Linked DNA regions of Homo sapiens: region 2 is linked to region 1. Evidence: chromatin loops called from intact Hi-C (ENCODE). Cell type or tissue: GM12878. All regions are shown on one strand. Links, peaks and the distances in the headings refer to the core of each region. The heading gives the core; the rest is flanking DNA. Region 1 overlaps APTX (aprataxin). Region 2 has its middle 6.5 kb from the start of ACO1.

What was found. A loop is a pair of places that touch in the nucleus more often than their neighbours do. Peaks named below come from ENCODE experiments on the same cell type or tissue, not always from the same donor. Only the 100,000 strongest peaks of a DNase experiment are listed, where the experiment ranks them.
Region 2: it touches region 1 in a loop (10-fold over the local background); 94 of 110 quality-filtered maps call a loop at or near these places.

Annotation. Positions count from the first base shown.
Region 1 is chr9:32,965,064-32,973,403 of GRCh38, forward strand. It overlaps APTX (aprataxin), which reads right to left. Exons shown (of 8, transcript NM_001195248.2): 8 at 7,553-8,340. Among named protein-coding and RNA genes, the nearest start is that of APTX, 32 kb to the right of the region's middle. In GM12878, for the core only: a CTCF peak has its summit at 3,541 (motif pointing left); a DNase peak (open chromatin) is centred at 3,498.
Region 2 is chr9:32,373,942-32,382,281 of GRCh38, forward strand. No RefSeq gene overlaps it. Among named protein-coding and RNA genes, the nearest start is that of ACO1, 6.5 kb to the right of the region's middle. In GM12878, for the core only: CTCF peaks have their summits at 4,758 (motif pointing right) and 5,519 (motif pointing right); DNase peaks (open chromatin) are centred at 4,760 and 5,520.

The sequences.
Region 1 (8,340 bases), core at 341-8,340:
TCTCTGATGGAAACAAGAAAACCTGATGGTTCAGGTCTTGAAACTAGAGTAAGTATTTTCTTCTTATCAACAGCCAAGGCAGTCTCTGTAAATCTCAGGTCCAACCCAACATTCAATTTATAGCCATAAATATTTTCATTATTTTTAAAAATTTATTTCATCATAAAAATAAAATTCTTTTTTTTTCTTTTTGAGACCCAAAAGAGACTCCAGCTTGTCACCCAAGCTGGAGTGCAGTGGCATGACCACGGCTCACTGCAGACTTGACCTCCCAGACTCAAGCAATCCTCACCTCAGCCTCCTGAGCAGCTGGGACTACAAGTGTTTGCCACCACACCCAGCTAATTTTTTAACTTTTTTTTTTAGAGATGGAGTCTCACCATGTTGCCCAGGCTGATCTCGAACTCCTGGGCTCAAGCAATCTGCCTGCTTCAGCCTCCCAAAGTGCTGGGATTACAGGTGTAAGTCACCATACCCAGCCAAAAGAAAATTCTTAATATTAAAGTATATGAACTTTGACTCAAAAGTTTTTTTTTAAAGCAAAAGAAAAGGCAAAAATAAGAGTTATAAAGAAAACCTACTTTTCTAAAAAACAGCGTTTTATAAGCAGACATCTAGCAAATATTATCAAGAAAAAAAGAAGAAATACAAAATGCAAGAAATGAGAAATTGGAATAGGAACAACAGAAGTCAAAATGTGGCCAAAAAGGCCAGGTGCAGTGGCTTATGCCTATAATCCCAACACTTTGGAAGGCTGATGGGAGGATCCCTTGAGGCCAGGAGTTCAAGATCAGCCTGGGCAACATGGTGAGACCCTGTCTCTACCAAAAAAAGAAAAAAAAATTAATCAAGTATATAATCTTTGTTTGTCTCTCAAAAATATATTAAAAGGGACTCATTTATACCCAGAGAGACCAACCCTTCTTCAAATCCCCTTCTTTTCCCCAAATCTCCCAGAGCCCTCCAAAGCTCCCACTTCCCAGATGCCTCAAAGTCTGCCCCAAATATTCACCTATCTTTTTCAGTCCTTCACCCCCTTCTGTCTTCACTATGTAGATTGGTTTAGCTTCACTAACTTTTTTGTTTTCTTTCCACTTCTCCCATTACTTGATTTCTCTAACACAAAGGATGTTCTGGGAACTGATCCAACAAGCCAAAATTCTAACCATTCTTCTCATTTTCCATCTTTTCTTCCCCTTTTCCTGATACTTTTGTTAAAATCTGGGGACCAGGCCAAATACATAAATCAATCTATAAATCTTATTCCCCAAACCCATCCCATCACGAATGTTTCAGAGTCAAAGTCAATACTGAAAGAGAAGCCCTAGGGAACCAAGAGGATTCACCCCCAGAATTCAAGGTGGTTCAGTATTTGGAAACCAAATGTAACATTTCATATCAACATAATTTACAAGGGAAATCATGGGATCTCAATGGGTGGTGAAAGGCATTTGTAAGTACAAACAGAAAGTTGCTATGGACAGCAATTTTGAATAACTAAAATGTAGTTGGTGTCTCGCAGACATTGAGGTTAGGGGCAAACAGAGAAAAAGCCACTATTTTTCTAGATCTAGTGTTAGGAATATCAGATCCATCAGATCAAATGAATTACCTTCACGTGTGTCATTCTCAGACTCAAGCAAATTTGGTCTTGAAATCTGGCCTTGCAGGATGCCTGTCTCTGGAGGGCCACAGAACACTCGAATGGAACTGGCATTATTTGTAAAAAAAAAAAAAAAATTAGCCACTTTTTGTTGTATCAGCTATTAATATAAATAATTGAATGTTGATTACATTCCTTTGTGACCTATCACTTTTTAAAAATAAAATTTGAGGCTTTTTTCACACTCCCAAATATGTATTCACTGTAGCTAATTTAGAAGCGTGCACAACAATATAACACAATTTAAATTATCCACATTCTTACCACCAAGAGAGGACCGCTAATTAACGTTTTAGTATATTCTCTCCCAGCATGAATTTGGGAATGCAAGCACTCTTGATGTTTAATTAGGACATAAGTTGGTTGCTGATATTATAAGTCACTTCTATGTTTCAAATCCCTCAATGGAACATCAGAGGCTACTAGAATAAAGAGTTCTGATAGATTCTCCAGGCAAGAGATTAAACTTTGCCCCAAAGCACCAGAGAGATTAGATGCCCAGTGGTAGCAGAGTGACTTTCTGTGTGTAGTTTGGAAAAAAGGACTGCCAGTTGGTTCAAAATAATTAGAATCTAGGGGATACACACACACACACACACACACACACACACACACACACACACACACACACGCACACCAGCTGAGAAGACCTGCCCTAGAAAATCCATGGATTATTGATTTTTGGGGTGCTTCCCTTGAAATTACATGCAAAACATATGGGAAAGGGGCTATCATCTTCACCAAATTTTGGATCTATGACTCCCTCAAAATGTCAGGACCCCTGGTACATAAAGTCCTTTTCAATTTTAATATTCTTGTACTCTTTGGCATTGGAGCTTTTATTCTGCCTGCTTAAAAGACAGAAGGCTTGGAAGAGATGGAAGACAGATGAAGCTAGGTTCTTCTATCAAAAGGAGGTTTGCGGGGAAGCTGGCCCATGGAAAATGCAGACACAGCCCTTTACCTTCTCTGTATATTGACCGTCCTGCTTTGACAGTGCTTCCTCTAATATTTGACCACCAGCGACTTAGCAATTGTCGATGTAAAAATGATGCCATTTTTGAAGAATATGCCCAAAAGAAGTGTCTGCTACCAGTGCTACTCCCAGGTATTCTTGTGATGTGAACAACAGTCACTAACTTGGGGTCAAATTAAGAAAATTTGCCAGCATATTTTCAATGCCTACCATGCATTGACATGCCCCAAGACCCATTTCATGATTGCCAGAATCAGGCTTCAACCTTGGCTCTAGCCAACTTATTATTTTTTTTAATAGAAAGAATGTTTTTTGGGGTTTGTTTGTTGAGACACAGTCTTGATCTGTCACCCAGGCTGGAGTGCAATGGCACGATCTCAGCTCACAGCAATCTCTGCCTCCTGGGTTGAAGCGATTCTCGTGCCTCAGCCAGCCAAGTAGCTGGGATTACAGGCGCGTGCCACCACACCTGGCTAATTTTTGTATTTTTGGTGGAGACAGGGTTTTGCCATGTTGGCTAGGGGCTAGGCTGTTCTCGAACTCCTGACCTCAAATGATCCGCCAGCCTCAGCCTCCCAAAGTGCTGGGATTATAGGCGTGAGCCATCGCGCCCAGCTTCCAGCCAACTTTAGAGTCTATTTCACCTCTCAGCCAAACAGCCTCCCAGTCAATCGTGTATGTTTTGTATTTTGACCCACACACTGGTTTTCCCTCAAACTTCTATCTTAATTAGGAGATACGTTAAACACACATCAGTCTTATTTTAAAAGCCCCTTAAATATTTTATTTTGAAGCATTGATTCTGAAACATAAGATACTTTATAAAAGGGCTTCAAAAACAGCTTTGTCTTGTGGAAGACAATTAAAAATTTATTGTTCAAATGCTGCCATCTGGTGGCCAAACATGGCAAGCCCCGAAAATAGACCATTCACAGAAAAGATACGGAAAACCCCAGTTTCCCTAATCACTTGCTTTGTTAGCAAAGATTTGGAAAATTCTGTGGAAAAATATTAACATGCTTATGTTCCACTAATTCTAACCTGTAAGATATACTTTTTTCCCATAAACAATGGCAGTAAGATGTTTATCAGAATGTTTCCAAAGTCATATGAAGGAAAAATGAAGAAGGCAAGAAAAAATGTTTAAATAAAAAAAATTAAAGATCAACACCTGTGAAAAAAAGGGATTTAAAAAATAAAAATAACTGTTTCTAAGGGCAAAGATGCAGACTCACTGGACAACATGCTTGCCAATCAAATTCAGATGTAACAGAAAAAGTTATCTTTTCTACATCCATTCCAAGTGTATTGACACAGGTGTCATTCACTCAACGAAATTTTATTGCAAGGCTGTTTTGTTCCATATTCTTTTAATTTCGTTGGGTACATGATGGAGAACCAAAAAAACTACCTTTCCTAGAGAACCTCATGAGAAACAGGGACCCCACACCGTAAGATTGTACGTACGGTTGCACCCTATGTGGCCCTCAGTCTCAAGTGAGTGTGAGCTAAAAGCTTCTGCTTGCAGGGCATGCCTTTTCTCATTCACATAAAGGGGACATAGAGGCTTTGAGCTACTGCGGGGATGTGGGGGATTCAGATACCTATTGGGGCCTCCCTCCCACATCTTGGGTCTCTTTCCTAATGCCTGGCCAGCTGGAGGGAACACATTTTAGTATTTGACCTATTGACCCTCTTGCTTTGTCATGAACATCTTCCACTTTGTGGGTTCTCGAAAGCAGTCCTAGTCTCTGAGCAATGTATTTGTAACCTAGAGAATGCCTGTGATTCAGCTGCTCAACTGGCTCTTCAGACATCCCCAGATGCCCCCTTCTCTGCCCTGGGCCCAGCTTCCTACCTCCAGAATGCAGCTGGGGAAAGAGCCGCAAAGGCTGGTGGTCTGGTGACCCAGGACATGGAGGTGCCTCTGGACCCTGGCAACTCCAACTAGCATTCTAGGAGGACCTCCCACAGTTTCTGGAGAAGATTCTACAAAAGGTCTTTGGCCAGTAACTAATTCTTCAATGTGAATAAATGATAGTTTTTTTCCTCCAATAAATGTCAAACAGTACTAGTTGGGGGTGGGGGCAGTGGGTTGTGTCAGCTTTCAACTTGTGGCTGCCAGAACTACAATGCTTCTTCTTGGTTGGTAAAATATTTAAAAAAAAAAAAAAAAAAGCCTGGCGCAGTGGCTCACGCCTGTAATCCCAGCACTTTGAGAGGCTGAGGTGGGAAGATCACTTGAGCTCAGGAGTTTGAGACCAGCTTGGCCAACATGGTGAAACCTCATCTCTATTAAAAATATAAAAATTAGCCAGGCATGGTGGTGGGCGCCAGTCCTCCACAGTGACCTGAGACCCCTCCTGTATATCCCAGATGCATGGTAATGACCCTTTTCTCTTGAGATTCTTAAACTGGGGTCCACAGACCCTATGGAAGCACGTCAGTGGCTCCATAAATTCCCTGATAACATATACAAAATGTGTAAATATTCATTATGCTGAAGAGGTTTCACGGCTTTCATCACATTTTTAAAAATTAGTCTATGGTAGAATCTTCAGAGCCCTGCGAAAGTCTCCCTCCAAGTTGGAGTTGTTGGAAGCAGAGGGAAGCATTTAGGCCAACACTGACAGATGAGTCCTAACTCTCTGATATCCAGCCATGTCCAGTCTGTGTGACTATCAGATGCCAGGCTCTAGAAAATATCCCTGAATCTAAAGACATCCTTAACTACCATCTCAAGTATGATCTAGTCCCTACAAGGACCATTTGTACCTGGGTATCTCAGAGACAGGCCCAGAGAAGGAAAAATACTTACGCTCTGAGCCTAAGGCTGGCAGCGTTCATTACAGGTCCCAGACCAAGCCACTGGACTGATCTCTGGGCATGAAGAGGGAACGGGAGCAACTGAGGGGAAGTCATCTCCAGACATGGCTCCTAAGAGCCTGGGGCCAAAGGAGCTCTGCCAAACTCCTGAAGAAAGGAAGGGCTGATCCCTGTAACGAGGGACTCCCCTTCAGCTAATGCCGGAGGTCTCCCCAGACTCTGAAATAACCCTGACACAGCAGAGGGAAGGCAGACCTATGACAGGCCCAGGCAGCTAACCAGAAAATGCTATTTGTGTCCTGGCAGGGAACAGCCAAATCCATAAGCTTCAGAAATGCAAGGTGCTTTGAAGCCAAAGGTTCATTTATATTGTGGTTCTCAAACATCAATAAAATCAAGTTCATCCTGAATGGTTTAAAATGAAGATTCTTAGGCCCTCAGGATTGTGATTCAGTAATTATTTGGTAAAGCCCAAGTGCTTACATTTTTTTAAAGGGAAACCAGTAATTCTGATCTAAGGAGTCCATGGAGTACATATTTAGAAAGTTTCCAGGGGCAGTAAGGCTTCAGATGCAGAGAGAGGCATGGATAAGGTGAATTCCTCTTTCCCAGCCTCCACTGAGATAAAAGCAGAGGCTTCCAGTTACCATTTATTGAGTCTTTCTCTATGCAAGATACTATGCTAAACCCTTTACATAGATTATTTAATCCTTATAACTCAACTCTGTTATGCTCATTTACATATGTGAATTCCAAAGTTCAGAGAAAATAAGTAACTTGCCCAAGATCCCTCAGCTGTGAGTAGCAGAGCCAGGACTGGAACCCAGGTCTGAATCCAGAGCCTGTTTTTAACTAATATGCCCATGATTTTTTTTTTTTTTTTTTTTTTTTTTTTGAGATGGGGTCTCACTCTGTCACCCAGGCTGGAGTGCAGTGGCACAATCTCGGCTCACTGCAAGCTCCGCCTCCTGGGTTCACACCATTCTCCTGCCTCAGCCTCACAAGTAGCTGGGACTACAGGTGCCCGCCACCATGCCCGGCTAATTTTTTTTTTGTATTTTTAGTAGAGGCGGTGTTTCACCATGTTAGCCAGGATGGTCTCGATCTCCTGACCTTGTGATCTGCCCGCCTCGGCCTCCCAAAGTGCTGAGATTACAGGCGTGAGCCACCGTGCCCAGACAATTTTCAAGAGTTTCTGTGCCTGGTACCTGATGACAGCAAATAAAAGGCTATGAAGCCACATGCCCTCTGCAGCTGGGTTGGGGAAGAACGTCCAGGAGCCACAGTGTATGTAGACAACCACCTCAGGAGACGAAGCAGACAATCAAGCAGGCCCAAAGGTCCAGCATCAAGCCAGATAGAAGAACTATGGATGGATGGACTAATGACCTAAGGATTACAATCCTGGAGTGCAGAAGGAGCAGAGAAAAGAGATGAAAGATGTTGGGAATGAGAGATGGACAAAAAGGGCTAAAGGAACTGGCTGATCTCAGGGAAATCAATGAAATGCCACGGAAAGCTTTTGATCAGCACAGGTCCAAGGCCCCTGGGTTCTATGGCTTCTGCTGTTAGTCTTGCATTTATACTGTTCAATTGATAAGAAAAATAATGAGTTGATGCATCAGAATCAATACCAACTTTGGATAGTGCCCAGGAACCATTGTAGAATATTAGATGCTCATCCACTAAAGGGGCATAACAATAGCACGTAACCTCATAGAGTTATGTACAGTGAGAATTCAATGAGATCACTTGAGTACAGTGTTTAGCATAATGCAGGACACACAGGAGTCAGACAAATGTGAGCTGCTATGATCATTAATTATATAATTATTACTATACCTATGTTCACTAAGTAACCACTGTGGCATCTTGTTTGTTTGTGAAAGACATTGAGGTCAAATGTCTCTATGGACTGTGGCTTTTTCTCTCCAGAAGAAGCTTTTGTTAAGGGTGTTTCCTTTTTTCTCACAACTTGAGTGAAAAGTCACATCCCCAAAGATATCCACAATTTCATCAAACCCAACTTTTTAGTTTTCCCTTCACCTTTAGTTCTAATATTATCCCAAAAAACAACTGAATACAACTGTTTTATCCAAATTTATTCTCAGGGAAAAAGAAAGTAGTGGCTCTACGCAACTTTTTCATTCACCAACCACCTTTCCATGCATCAGAACCTATGCTGTGATTGTTAGCTGAACTTCAATAGTTTCCACCTACTTAAGAGAGATGCCTCAAACAAATTAACTTTATTTTCAGACAACAGGTCCAAGAAGACTTCACAGCTCAATCATGACGAACATGTGGCTGTTTCCTCACAGCCAGGAACCCTCGGTATTAGAAGAAAACTCCAACCCCCCACACCATCATCTAGCCTCTTTTCTCACTGTGAAGAACTGATGAGACAGAATTCCTGAGAAGGGAACATTTAGGTAATCTGGGATAGAAGGGCATGGAAGGACTGGACAAACTAAGCCTCCCCATGAAGGAAGGGAAAAGAATATTACAAAACAGACTAACAGAAAACAAGACCCATCAGTATCTTCAGGATAAACAAGAGGCCACTCTAGATGCTCTGATTAAAGGTTGTCCATGCCTACAGAGGCGGAGGATAAATCTAAGAAACAGAAATGTATAACCAGCCCAATGCTTCCATACTCTGCATTAGGTCAGTGTGAACATGGCTTTGCTCCCAATGGTCAGACCTGACATGGGTCCTTCTGAAGATGGTGGGTCAGGTATATCCCAGCCACCCTCACCAGAGAATACATCTATGACAAACCCAAATTCCTAATCCTGAAGTACTTTGAGCCACTCTACATTGTGGCCACTCAATAATAGAATAAATTTGTGAAAAAGCTGCATGTTTTAATTT
Region 2 (8,340 bases), core at 58-8,057, 590 kb before region 1:
TGATTATGGGCTTATCATTGGGTGACCTTTGTCACAAAAGTGGTACCATTGTCAGGCTGCAAATGGTCCAGAAAATCAAGTCTCAAGAGCCACAGGAGTACAGACAGAGTTGGCTGATTGGACTGCGGAAAAGTATCAAGAGCAGTGAGACACCACCAGTAGATACAGAAGGAGGTCAAAGGTCCGATACTGTCAGTGTACCAGGAATGGACAGAGTTCATACCTGTGCAATGCAACCTCCTTCACCACAAGACCAGCCAGCCAATCCTTGACAGGAGTTTCAAGTCTGACACACACTGGTAGCTTCCACATTAGAAGTGTATAACCCTTTATCTTGTGCCAAGTCAATGATGATATATATGTGGCCATGTCTAATACAGTGATAGATTAAGGTGGTAGAAGAAATGAGCTGGACATTTCAGGCTGGATCAACAGCTTGATTTCTGTAGGTCTCACTGGAGAATGGGTTCTTAATACAAACATCATCTAACATGAATGGCCTAGGTATTTTATCATCAGCGATGGCTTATTTCCACAGTTCATTTCCTGAGAGAGAAGTATCTTTAATCTGTTAGTCTATAGGCTTGTAAGTGACAGGCCATATAGCAGACCAAATGGCTGGATCATTGGCAATATCCCAAGAGTTAGTAAAAATATAAGCTTTTGTGGGAAGTATTGGGCAGAATTATGAGAATGGTCTTAAATTCTTCCCACTGAGTGGACAAGCATATCAGTTTTCAGGGTGCCATGTACAGAGCAGCAATTGACTACTGTAGCAGCCTAATGGACACCAACAGGTTTCAACTTAGCCAAACCATCAGTAAACCAGGCCCAGGCATTGAAAGAAACACTGTGAATCAAGGGCCTCATTGATCTGGTGGCCTTACTTCAAGCAGTGTAATGAAAATATTTTCCCTAAAATGATAGCTGCCACTCTTTCATGTAAACTGAGATGCTACTGGGGACAGACCAACTCTATCCTTGAATATTACAATTTCCATTTGACAACTGAGATATATCGGGCCTTTTCCTTATAGGTTGTCAAATCCAAGATAACCCATTCCAAAATGGAGACATCAGGCTGCAGAGTCACAAAGCTTCTATGGGTCAGCAGTTCAGCTTCTTGACCCAAAGTCTATACAGGTCAATAGCTCAGCAACAGGACAACAGAAGCCCCTGTTTTTAAAAGAGGTGTACTTGGTGCTTGCATCAGTTGTTACTAGGAAATTGCCTCCTGAATACTGCAGCCATTAAGTCTTTAAAGCTTTAATTTCCATTTCTTCTCAGGTTTTATATTCTCTTTGCTATACTACTGGGAAGGGGACAGAGATTACCCCTCCACATGCCACAGTCCTTGAATAGAAGAATTCCTCTGGGCTTCATGAGGATTCACAACACAAGCACGTACAACATGAACACCAATTATACATTCATCAGTGAAAGACACAGCAAACAGTACGTTGGATTGGCCCTAAAGGTCCTACAAGGTCACGTTAATTTTCCTCCCACATGGAAAAAATGTTGCCCAAACCCCATCAGTTGAATTTGGAGCACATTTTCCCCCATGGCAGAGGTTCATTCTTGACATTTAGGAGTGGTTAATTCTTTGTCTGGGGGTTCCCAAGCACTGTAGGAAACTTAGCAGTATCCCTGCTTTACCAACTAGATGCCAGTAGAACACCCCCCACATCGTCCCCCGGCTCAGTTGTGACTATCAAAAATGTCTCCAGGCCCACCACAGTGGCTCACGCCTGTAATCCCAACACTTTGGGAGGCCAAGGCAGGCAGATTACCTGAGGTCAGGAGTTCGAGAACAGCCTGGCCGACATGGAGAAACCCCATCTCTACTAAAAAAATAATAATAATTATATAACAAAAATTAGCTGGGCATGGTGGCTGGTGCCTATAATCCCAGCTACTTGGGAGGCTGAGGCAGGAGAATCACTTGAACCCAGGAGGTGGAGGTTGCAGTGTGCCAAGATCGTGCCATTGCACTCCAGCCTGGGCGACAAGAATGAAACTCTGTCTCAAAAAAAAAAAAAAAAAAAGTCTCCAGACATTGTCACATGTCCCCTGGGTGGGAGGAGAGGACAAAATGACCCTGGTTGAAAAACACTGCCCTATAGAAATATGGACCAAGAAGTCTAACAGGCATAACAGGACTGTAACAATAGCTGCTGGAAGGGGGATGCAGATGAGGGGAGAAGATGGCTTTTCTTATCCTTTGTCTCTCCCAACCAGGCTCAGGGTAAATTCCCTTGCACCCTACAATCCTCAGTACCTTTAGATATCCTTGTGCCCAGCACCCTCTCCATTCATGAGACTGGGAAGGATTATGACTTGGGCACCTATATTCAACAGAGCTAAAAATATTTGAGTTCCTCCCCTCCTTTCAGTTCCCCCGCATACTCAGCATTTTCCTTAAAGCAGTTGAGGCTGGGGTACAGGGGAAAGGAAGGGTCAGGAAGTGCAGAGGGAAAGAGCAGTTTCAGGCCAGTAAGCCAGTTTGCATCAGCTTTCCATTTCAAGCAGCTACCAGCAGGTTGGGCTCATTCAAGTGAACATCTGGCTTTGGTCCACCTGAAGCTGTATCTACTTACAGATGACATCATTATTTAAGCTTTGGGGGGACTCCTTGACCAATCAGATACAGCCACTTTTGGCTTCCCCACTTTTGCGGCCTAATTGTCATATAAAGTCCCTTCTTCCTGTTCCTGAGGAGAGTGAGCACAATCAAAGTACCATTTGGGAAGATTGTTTCAACCTTGCCTCTTGCTTAGCCTGTAAACATTCATTAACAGGCAGGAGAGTGAGAGAAATGTACTTTCCCCCTTGCTCCCCACTTTGGTGAGGGCATTTGCTACTGGGTCCTACTAACACAGCCCATGGGGTCTTCCAGAAAGGCACACCTCAGCCAGCACCCTATCTTGTCACCCAAACTGTCAGGGTCTGGGATTTTACCCTATATACAAGCTAGTAACTTAGCCTGTTATTGCTTCATGGATGTTGGCAGAAGACATGAGGCTCTTGGGTCAGAGATAAAGTACTTCACTACATGCGTAACAAGTAGCATGAAAATAAGATTGCATTAGTTCCCCTTGCCACTAAATCCCACAGACGAAATAGGCAGGGGCCCAGATGGAATGCTTAGCATAGTGAATCTGCTTTGTAGATGAGGAAAAGTGAGATTGGAGAATCCACTGCTTTTATAGTAACAAAAAGACATGTCAACAAGAAATACCCAGAATGAATGACAGAGACTAAAGAATGGAAAACATAGGAGACATAAAGGTTATAGTAAGACAGTCTAACATATGTGAAATTATAATTCCAAAAGGAAAAGAGACAGAGAATAGGACAGAAGCAACATTTAAAAGACAATAATTAATTTTTTTGCAACAATGCTGAAATACATTAAGCTATAGATTCAGAAAGTCCTATGAATCTCAGAAAAGAATAAAAGTATAGAAAACTCAAACTGGTGAAAACAAAAGACAATAGAAGATTGTAAAAGTAGCCAGAGAAAAGAAACATTACTTTGAGAACAGGAAGATTTAGACTGACAATGAACTTTCCAACAAAAGCTAGCAAAGCCAGAAGACATGGCTTGATTTTTTTGTTGTTGTTTTTTTCAGGTAGAGTCTCATTCTGTCACTCAGGCGGAGTGCAAGTGGCAAGCAAGAACAGGGATCACTGCAGCCTCGATCTTCTAGGTTCAAGAGATTCTCTCACCTCAGCCTCCTGAGTAGCTGAGACTGTGCACATCCCACCACGCCTGGCTAATTTTTTAAAAAAAATTTTTAGAGATAGAGTCTCACCATGTTGCCCAGGCTTGCCTGGAACTCCTGGGCTCAAGTGATCTTCCCACCTCAGCTTCCCAAAGTGCTGGGATTATACACATGAGCCACCGTGACTGGCCTGGACTGATACTTTTAAATGCTGGAAAAAAATAACTGCCAATCCAATATTTAATATCCAGAAAAAATGTTATTCAACAAAGACAGTAGGCTGGGCACGGTGGCTCATGCCTATAATCCCAGCACTCTAGGAGGCTGAGGCCGGAGGATCGCTTGAGCTCAGGAGTTCCAGACCAGCCTGGACAATATAGTAAGACCCTGTCTCTATAAAAAAAATTAAAAATTATTCAGGCATGGTAGTGCATGCCTGTAGTCCCAGCTATTCAGGAGGCTGAGGTGGAAGGATTGCCTGACCCTGGGAAGTCAAGGTGGCAATGGACTGTGTTCGTGCCACTGCCTTACAGCCTGGGTGACAGAGTGAGGGCCCTAGCACTTTGGGAGGCCGAGGCAGGTGGATCACCTGAGGTCAGGAGTTCGAGACAGCCTGGCCAACACGGTGAAACCCCGTCTCCACTAAAAATACAAAAATTAGTTGGGCATGGTGGTGGGCGCCGATGGTCCCAGCTACTCGGGAGGCTGAGGCACGAGAATCACTTGAACCCAGAGGCAGAGGTTGCAGTTAGCCCAGATTGCACTCTTTTGCCTGGGCAACAGAGCGAGACTCGTCTCAAAAATAAATAAATAAAAAATAAAGACAGTAAAATAAAGACATTTCACAACAAATGAAGCCTGAGAATATTTATCACCAGTAGAAAATGTTTTCTTCTTAATACTTATTCTGTCTTTTCTTGAGACAAGGTCTCACTCTCTGTCACCCAATTATTGATTCTCCTAATGCTAACCATCCTCTCAGCTTTTTACGGCTAGCAATGTGTTTGCCACATACTCATCAACAGAGGGCAGTAGCTCACCATCATTGGTTTAGTTAGCCTGCATGGTACTTTCAAGGATGGACTTGTAACAGACAAATGTATCTTTCTGTGTCGTCTGTTGTCGTTTCCTCCCACCAAGTATGGGAGAAGGGAGGAGAGGAACTACTAAGAAGCAGTCAACAAAAATGGTAAAAGTATGCTTGAATCTAAACAAATATTGACCCTATAAACAGAAATAATAATGCCTTCAAGAGTTACAATGTGTGACTATAAAATACAAGATAACAATGGCATAGAAATCAAAAGGAGGGTACATGAAGTTAGAAGGTTGTAAGAACCTGGAATTATCTGGGGAAAAAAAGATAAAAAATAACAATTAACATTAGATTTTGATATGTGAAAGATGAATGCTGTACTATCGTGGGCAAACATTAAAATAATATCAGTAAAGCTGTGGGAAAATAATAAAACAATAAGTTCTCAGGTCCCTCAGAGTAAGAATTAATCATAGTCATTTTTGGACTCATCACACCAAGCTCTTAGCAGAGCCAGTTTGTGGACTGATTAAGTTTCTGCTCTCTAACTTCTAGGACAGTCAGTAAATGTGAAATTAAGGAACAAAAGGTAGCTTTCTTAATCCATTTATGTCTTCTTAATACTTATTCTCCGTCTCTCTTTGAGACAAGTTCTCACTCTGTCGCCCAATTGTTTTTTCTCTTAATGCTAACCATCCTCTCAGCTTTTTCTGTTTGACAATGTGTTTACCACACACTCATCAACAGAGGGCAGTAGCTCACCATCATCTGGTTAAGTTAATCTGCATGGTACTTTGAAGGATGAACTTGGAACAGACGAAATGTTTGCTGTTTCCTCCCACCAAGGATGGGGCAAGGGAGGAGGGAAAGAGGATTTTCCATTTTAAAAAGCACTTAGAGCCAGGCACAGTGGTTCACACCTGTAATCCCAGCACTTTGGGAGGTCGAGGCAGGAGGATTGCTTGAGCTCAGAAGTTTGAGACCAGCCTGGGCAACATGAGGAGATCCCACCTCTATAAAAAATTTTAAAATTAGCTGAGTGTGGTGGCACACACCTTTGGTCCCAGCTACTCAGGAGGCTGAGGTAGGAGGATTGCTTGAGCCCAGGAGGTCGAGGCTGCATTGAGCCGTGATCCTGCCACTGCACTCCAGCCTGGGCAACAGAGAAAAATCCTGTCTCAAGAAGAAAATTTAAAAAGCACTTAAACTGACATGTGGAAGTAATCTCATCATAAACTGGAATTAGAAATGAGTCAAATTAGTGACAAATTTTTATTTTTACTCTCATTTGTCAACATTACCAAATTATTTTCTTGAAAAAAATGTTTTATTTTGTGTATACCTAAATAATTTAAAGGACCAATCCTGCAGAGTACTTCCCTCTCCCTTCTGAAAAATATATAACACAAAGTACTCAAAAAGTATCCAGCAAATTAACACATGTGAAAGATGGTACTAGACACCTAGGAATTATGTACCAATCCTGGAATTCATACTCAAGCTGCCCCTGATTTCCAACACCTCCATCCCCCAGAATGAGGACTCTCTTTACCCAGGTGTCCCTACATTACATGGCTGCAGCAGGGATCTCTGTGCTATCATCAGGGAGAACAAGCCCTGGAAATACGTGAATAAGGAATTCCAGCCTATATGGTGATAGAACAAATCTTTTCTCTAGAACATTTAAGTCCCTCTTCTGCAAAGAACAAATAATTTACAGCTTCAGGGTATCTGATGATTTTGTTGCATAATGCTTAAAAGCACAAGCTATGGAGTGAGGCCAGCCTTCTCTAAAACCCCAGGATCACCCTTTAAGTTTCATGACTGAAGCATTCTGTGTAACTACTCTGAATCTCAGTTTCCTCATCTGTGAAACTATGGCAATAACAATGTTACCAGCATCAACAGGCGGTTGTGAAGATTTTTATTATTAGCTATATTGAGAGGAATGGTGCTTAACTGTAAGCAGCTGCCCAGAGGATTCTTGTTCCCTGGGAAGGCAGTTCAGGGATCAGGCCCTTAGGCAGTAATTAAGAGAGCATGCAAATTAAGCGTATAGCAGGTGTGGTGAGAAGAGGGCATCAGGGGAGAGCAGTTGGCTATTTACCGGGAACCAAGATGAGGCTAAGACCTGCCTCTCCTTGTTATGAATATAACTTTGATTTTAAGAGGAACAAAACATTTATTTCAAATTTTCTCTAGTATGAAGACATATATTCAGTGAAAAATTTAGGGATTCTAAAGTCCCCTCAAAGCATTCAGGAGGACCATTTTATACTTCATTCATTGCCAAACAGATGTCTTCCCTCCGTGCCACTCTAGAGGACTCTGAACAGCGCAAAGGCCAACAGAGAGCAAAGGGTAAGCAATAGAAAGACACTGACAGTAAGTCAGTCAACAAACTTGTATTGAGCACCTACTATGCACCAGACTCCATGTTAGGGATGATGAACAAACTGACATGGGCCCCTGCCCTCATGGAGTGTATATTTCTAGGTAACAGGTCTTTGGTGCCAATCTGGGGACATGCTACAGCAGAATCACCTGTGGTAAAAATGTAGCGTATTCAGAATCTGAACACAGACCCCCACCCTGACCTAATGAATCAGACATTCTAGGAGGCAGAGGATACAGGAGGCTATATTTTTATCAGTGCCCTATGGTAAATCTGAGAAACACCCAGATTCGGAGAACTACCATTGGTGTTTCTCAAAGCATGGTCTTTTGACCACCCACATCAAACTCAGCCTCCTAAGAGCACAACACAGGCACGCATGTTTTCAATGTACCCCAAGGTTTGAGAAGCGTTATGCTTGACTTTTTCTCTTACACCTCTCCCTTCCTATTAAATGACATGTATGTGAAAATGCAGTATAAATTGTAAAGCATGATACAAAGTTAGTTGGGTATAGTTCCTAGGACCTTTCAATAAACTGAGGAAGTCCAGCATATACAAGTAACTGAAATCGGTGTGGAATATGATGAGGCATTCCTCAGAGCTCAACAGGTCTCTGGCAGAATCTTCATGGTTCTTCTTATAGCAGCAGAGCCTTCTAGCAGGTAAGGCTGCTAAAACAATACTGTTACTTCAAATGAAGGTCCTTCTGCCTCTGCCCCCCACCAGAGCACAGCTGGGGTGCCTGAGCAGTTACATGCTTGGGTGGCATCCTCTCTGAAGGTCCCTAGAGTATATGCCCTCAGCTGGGCCATTAGCAGAACCTTTTATATCGTGACAGAAATATTTGTTAGGTGGACCCTGTGAGAGCGTAGTAATATGCCATGGCAATATACCCCTTAAACATTTAGCTTTCTCAGCAGATCATGAAATACAAATTCGGGATGCAGGATTAGGATGAAAAAGAAACTAAATGGATAGGAGGGGAGAGACAGATGGTTAGAGAAGACACTAAATTCCCATTTTAGATGTGATGAATGACAGGCACTGATATGGTTTGTAATCCCCACCTGTGGAGGGAAGGAGGTGATTGGATCATGGGGATGATTTTTATTATTAGCTATACTGAGAGAAACTGTAAGCAGCTGCCCAGAGGATTCTTGTTCCCTGGGAAGGCAGCT